Regions from separate parts of the Homo sapiens genome. Here region 1 is linked to region 2. Evidence: chromatin loops called from intact Hi-C (ENCODE). Cell type or tissue: heart left ventricle. All regions are shown on one strand. Each heading gives the region's core, and the rest is flanking DNA. Links, peaks and the distances in the headings are about the cores only.

Evidence for each region. Peaks named below come from ENCODE experiments on the same cell type or tissue, not always from the same donor. Only the 100,000 strongest peaks of a DNase experiment are listed, where the experiment ranks them.
Region 1: it touches region 2 in a loop (5-fold over the local background); 4 of 110 quality-filtered maps call a loop at or near these places.

Annotation. Positions count from the first base shown.
Region 1 is chr11:114,798,324-114,801,242 of GRCh38, reverse strand. The region is part of intron 1 of LOC105369506 (a long non-coding RNA gene); the gene reads left to right. It also overlaps a transcript of NXPE2 not described here. Among named protein-coding and RNA genes, the nearest start is that of NXPE2, 120 kb to the right of the region's middle. In heart left ventricle, for the core only: a CTCF peak has its summit at 1,498; no DNase peak of the experiment used is centred there; H3K27ac peaks cover 946 bases.
Region 2 is chr11:114,951,411-114,954,329 of GRCh38, reverse strand. No RefSeq gene overlaps it. Among named protein-coding and RNA genes, the nearest start is that of NXPE2, 270 kb to the right of the region's middle. In heart left ventricle, for the core only: a CTCF peak has its summit at 1,089 (motif pointing right); no DNase peak of the experiment used is centred there.

The DNA of each region.
Region 1 (2,919 bases), core at 243-2,742, 150 kb after region 2:
AACAATCTATATACTAGGTTAAGTATCTTATCACAATCTGATATTCTCTTTTCCTTTTTTCTTTATATTTTCTCTCTTTCTACTAGAATGTAAGCACCATAAAACAAGGGACTTTGTGTTTTCACTACTGTTAACCTCAGCATCTAGAATAGCTTCTGGCAAAGAGAAGTGCTCAGTGTTTGTTGAATGAATAAAAGTCATATAGCTGGGTTTCTCTCATTTGCAAATAAAGGAGATCGCAAGAGCTACAAAATAGTTTCTTATAATTTCACATACTAATCAGTAATTGTCATAGTTTAGAACTTAATAGATTATAAAGTTGTGTTGAATGCTGTAACAGTAGCAACAACAGCAGCAACAATGATACTTGTTTATTGAGCATTTACTACATTCTAGACACAAGATTTTTGCATTAGTCAGATTTAATCCCCACAGAAATCCTGTGAGGTGGGTATCTTTATCTTCTTTTAAACAGTGTTATAAACAGACCAAGAGAGATTACACAATTTGTCCAAGATTACACAGTAAGTAAAATTGGTGGGCTTTGAACTTGAACTTGGGAGTTCTGATTCCAATGTCAGTATTTATTCATGACATCACACTATCTCTGGAAAGTAAATATAATGCTAGAATATGAAAGATAAATATTTAACAAATTCAACACTCTACTTCTTACTAGGTACGAGGTTTGCAGATATCTTGCTAGATAGAAACTTCACTGCTAACAACAACAGCATAAAATACGACTCAAAAGGCACTTTACAGGAAAAGCAAAAAAAATCAGTTTAACAAACAGTTTGAATAATCAAAGAATGTCAAGAGTCTAACCTTCGCTACTACCTTACATTTTATTGTAGCGTAGCTTTAGAAGAAACAAAAATATCTGCTCAAGCATCTCACAGTGATGTTGAGACATTATAAAGGCATTTTGAGTAAGAAAAATTATATCATGTGCATGTGAGGTTTAATTATTTTTAGATTGGTTAACCCCTTATTCCCAGAGACAAATGTCAGCTCATCCAAGAAGCTTGCAATTTTGGGGGTAAAGATGCTGTTTGTTCTGTACTGCTGTGAACTAATAAGAATTGTTCCCATAAGTAGGACCAATGAAAATAATTTTAAACCTACGAACATTTGGAAGAATGTTGGAAAGAAATAGAAGGATCTAGGCACAATTGCATTGGATCCAAATAGCCGGAAGTCACAGACCAAGAAGCTTGTGTTATATTTCCTTAGAAACACTACCTAGAAAGAAAGAGGGAGAGGGAGGAGGGAGACAGAGGAAGAAGGAGAGAAAACGGATGAAGACGGGAGGGAGGGAGTGCAGAGAGAAGGAAGGATAAAGAGAAAGAGAAAAGGAAGAAAGGGAGGGAGGGTGAGATGAAGGGAGGGAGGGGAACTGTTAACACCGCCGGTCATGAGATGAACTCTCTAGGCTTGTCATTCCGGAGCCCTTTGTCCTCTCAATGTGTATAGATGCTCCCTCTGGCTGCAGATTCCTCTGTTGAAGCTCTGGCACTGAGGCTTGCCTCACACTTCCTTGTTGCTGTTTAAACGGGTGCAGCCTCTGCTCTCCCCCTTCTGCCTCACAGGCCTGGAAGAATGATTGTAAGCAGTGCACAGAACACATCGGCAAGTCTCCTTCCCACCCAGGGGGTCTCCTTGTCGGGCTGACTGCTGCTTTGTCTTGATTTGGAATCTCTCTGTTTCCTCCTTGGCTCCTTCTCCCCTCAAAGTGCCCACTGGCTTATAATGGTCACACTTCATCACCATCTCATTTATCTGTGGGCCTGCCTCCTCAGGACCACTCCATTCTCTGATATATTTGATGAAACTCTTATTTTCCTTAACTCTTCTCCAAACGATAACTCAGCCAGCATTTTTGCCAACCTTATCTTTTCCCAGCAGTCTTAACTGATGCCACCAATTTTTTTTTTTTTTTTTTTTTTTTGCTTCATTGCCTCTCATCTTCTCCATTTGTAGGACAGATGTTTCCTTTTCTTCTTATTAATTATCACAAATACCCAAATAAAACCTAAAGATAGACTAACTTATTTTCTCTTCTCTATCAATAGGAATTAAAGAACTATTATCTGTTCCCTCCTGTTACTAAGGAAATCCTTAGGTAGAAAAATAAAAATAAAAACACTGAAATTACCCATTTATTTAATTGCAAGGCACTTGCTTTCATAAGCCACATTTTCACTGCTGAGAACATTCTGATTTGGCAACAAAAGGCAAAAGCTACTTCTAGTGAGAGCGGCAAGGAGTCCACGCCTGCTATACGACAGTGTGGAGAAAGCGCGTGAGGCAGCTTTCACGGCTCTCCACCTTTGAGGGAGGGGCAGCCAGGAGGTGCAGACAGAACCCGGGCCTGGGAAGGTACAGATTGAAAGAGATGGACACAGTCAAGACAGGAAGATCAAGGGACTAGATGAAATGTTAACAAAGACTAGAGCAACACAAAGAAACTTAGAGACAGGGGCAAACTGGAGAGCCATGAAAGAGATATGGTTTATTAACTATGAAAAGTAGCAAAAGGCAGAAAAAGAAAGAGTCCCGGCCGGGTGCAGTGGCTCACGCCTGTAATCCCAGCACTTTGGGAGGCCAAGGCGGGAGGATCACGAGGTCAGGAGTTCAAGACCAGCCTGACCAACAGGGTGAAACCCCGTCTGTACTAAAAATACAAAAATTAGCCAGGCATGGTGGCATGTGCCTGTAATCCCAGCTACTGAGGAGGCTGAGGCAGAAGAATCACTTGAACCCTAGAGGCAGAGATTGCAGTGAGCTAAGATTGCTGCACTCCAGCCTGGGTGTCAGAGCAAGACTCTGGAAAGAAGAAAAGGGAAGGGAAGGGAGAAAAGAAAGAAACAGAGGGAAGGAGGAGCCCAAAGAGAGAAAGAGATGAAGATTACAGGG
Region 2 (2,919 bases), core at 126-2,625:
TCTCTCCAGAAGCCAAGAGCACTAAGCCTTTTAGCCCAAGTAGTCTGAGGCTGCTTTGCAAGCAGGATGTTTTTGAAATGGATTTGACTAGTGCTCTGAGCCTGGGAGACTGGAGAGGCTGAACTCCATTTGTCAGGGCACCATTTCTTTGTGTGTGTTGAATGTCATTAGCAGCCATGAAGGAGCACATGGTTTGGGAGGCTGGTGCACCAGTGAAATGGCAGCAGGCCCTGTCCATGGCTGAGGGGGTCAGTAGTATAGGGGCCTCCAGTAGAGACTCCACAGCTATCCTATATTAGCAATTCAGAAGGGACTGGCAGTAACTTTGAATTTTCCCCTGACAGCCAGCTCCTGGGAGCTATGAGTTAAGCAGAGGCACCTGCCAACTGTAACATTACTGCATTCCCTGAACAATGCACGGTGGCGGCAGCAGCCTGGATGGGGAGGCCAAGCCCTTTCTTTCTGAAAGGAATGGCATAACACAATGATTGCAATGCATCTCAGCTGCTTGCATGGCATTGCATATACCTGATTCATAGAAACGTAGAGCTGGGTGAAGACTTAGACATCATGCAGTTCAGCCTCTTCATTCTATGCATGCAGATATTGCTGAGTTGATGAAAGTTACAAAACGGCCAAGTTAGGACCTGAACCCGGATTTCCTAGCCTTAACTCTGTTCTCTCCCAATATTTTCCCATGTTGGTGGGGGAGGAGAGGGTGGGTAATGAGATAAATTAATTGGAACAGACAAACAAAAGAGTAACAGAATCACAGTGCATCTAATATCTAGCAGTCATTTAATAAATTTTTTTCTAAATTGGTATGCCTTCTGATTTTGCCAAGTTTTTTAAAAGAGGATTCCTAGTTGTTTATTGTATTTATCACTACAATTTACTTGTAGTAAAATGTATTTTTCTTCCTTGCCTTAGCATATATGAATTTCTATTGCAGCCAGTGAGATTCAAGAAAATCACATCTGGATGCTGGGACTCCATATCAATAGTAGCAAAGGATGGATTGACACTGGCTGGGGCTGAGTTTGGTGCAACCAGTCTGGAAGCAAGGAGAGGAATAAGGTGACAGCCACTAGAGGTCTCTTTAAGTCCTAGGATGAGATCATTTCAAGCATCTGCAGACACCCACCCAGAGTTTGTTTAGGTGGAGAAGTTTAAAAGCAGTAGGCTACCAGAATTGATAGGTCTTGGGGAAAAGCAGAAGTATTAAGAAAGCCCTTGATATTTGAGTAGAAACACCCTACAATGAATGGACGAAAGAGTGAATGTTGTCAGATTTGGGTAAGGGTGTGCGTGTGTATGTGTGTGTATGTGCATGCTCACACACATAAAAGAGGCTATATAACAGTGGCAGGGTGGTAAAGAAGGTGGCCTTTCCTCCTTACTGTCTCCTTCCCATCCCCACCAACCTCCTTCCAATTTCAATCCTTTCTAGAAGGAATTCAGGGACCTCTTTCAGCTGAGTTCTGCCTCCTGAGCTTAGAAGTAGGCTCTATGGTAATGACATTCAATTTTTAAACACAAATTCGCCAGAACTTTTACATACAAAAGGATGTATCCCTGCTTCCCATAGTTATCTTGAGAAACTCTGTCTACCCTCCATGCAGTAAAGAGGGCTGCCTTTGCTCATGTCATCCTTGGAACTCTTCACTGTGTGTAAATCTTTCTTGTGGCTTTGGGACTCAGTCAAAAGGTTGTGCACAACCAAGTCTTTGTTCAAGGAGGGAGATCAGCCAATGTGGCTCTATGGTAATGAGAATGGCACTCTTCTAACCTTTACCAACTTGTCTTTGTCATCGGTGATGGAAATGTTTAACTATACCTTCCCCAGCTGTACAATTTACAACCATTGTTTAAACAACAACAACAACAACAACAACAACAACACAGTAATATAACCCTTGCAATGCTAACTCTTGGGTAGAGTAGACTGTCACTCCCTCCTCCCCATTATCTTCAATCTGTTAACATGGAAAGAGCACCAAGGGTTATTAGAAGGCATGGGCTTGAATTCCAGTTCCGTTATTCCAGTTCCGTTACTTACCAGCTGTGCGAACTTGAGCACGTCACTTCACCTCTGAATTTCAGTTTTCAAAACTATAGAAAGTGGATTAAATGTTTACCTTCAAAACTTGTGGTGAGGATTAAGTGAACTAATGTGAGAAAGTATCTGGTGCAGGGTAGATGTTTAATGAATGTTTTATATTATTTTAAGTGTGGTAGCAGCCAGAGGTGGGAGAAGTTTGTCTCTTTCTATCCTGGCCTTCCAACCTTCCTTGATATTCATTGCCATGCCTTGTGATATCTCCCGGCATATCACATTCTTTCTCTTTCACCTAGAAGCTATTGGGAGGTGGTGGAGGAAGAGTGCAAGTAATGAAAGGGAATGAATAAGTAGAGTCAGGCATGGCTCCACACCCAGCTTAGGAATGACATGGACCTCAGACCACAAATCCCATTGAGGTGAAAATACCCTTCCCACCATCAGGCTCTATAAGGCTGTGTCTTATCCAGAAAATTGTTTCTCTTTAGGAAAGAAGGGAGTCTCTGGGAGAAGGCATGCTGGACAGGGCCTGAGGTCCCTTCTCTGTGCTCCATGCTAAGTGCCGGGGGTTCAGTGGTGATGAAAACCCAGTCCCTGCCCTTGGGGGATTTACTGTGTCCTATTCTCTGGAAATTATTGTTGAAGAAAAAATAGGTACAATAGGAGCCTCTAAGATGGTTTTCAATAATCCTTGCTCCCAGATACTCACACACTTGTGCAAGTGCCTCCCCTTGACTTCAGGCTGGGCCTACTGACTTCTTTCTAACAAGAGTATGACAAAAGTGATGGGATGTCACCTCTGAGATTAGGTTACCAATAGATGGTGACTCTGAGGAAAGACAGCTGGTCTGTTTTGAACT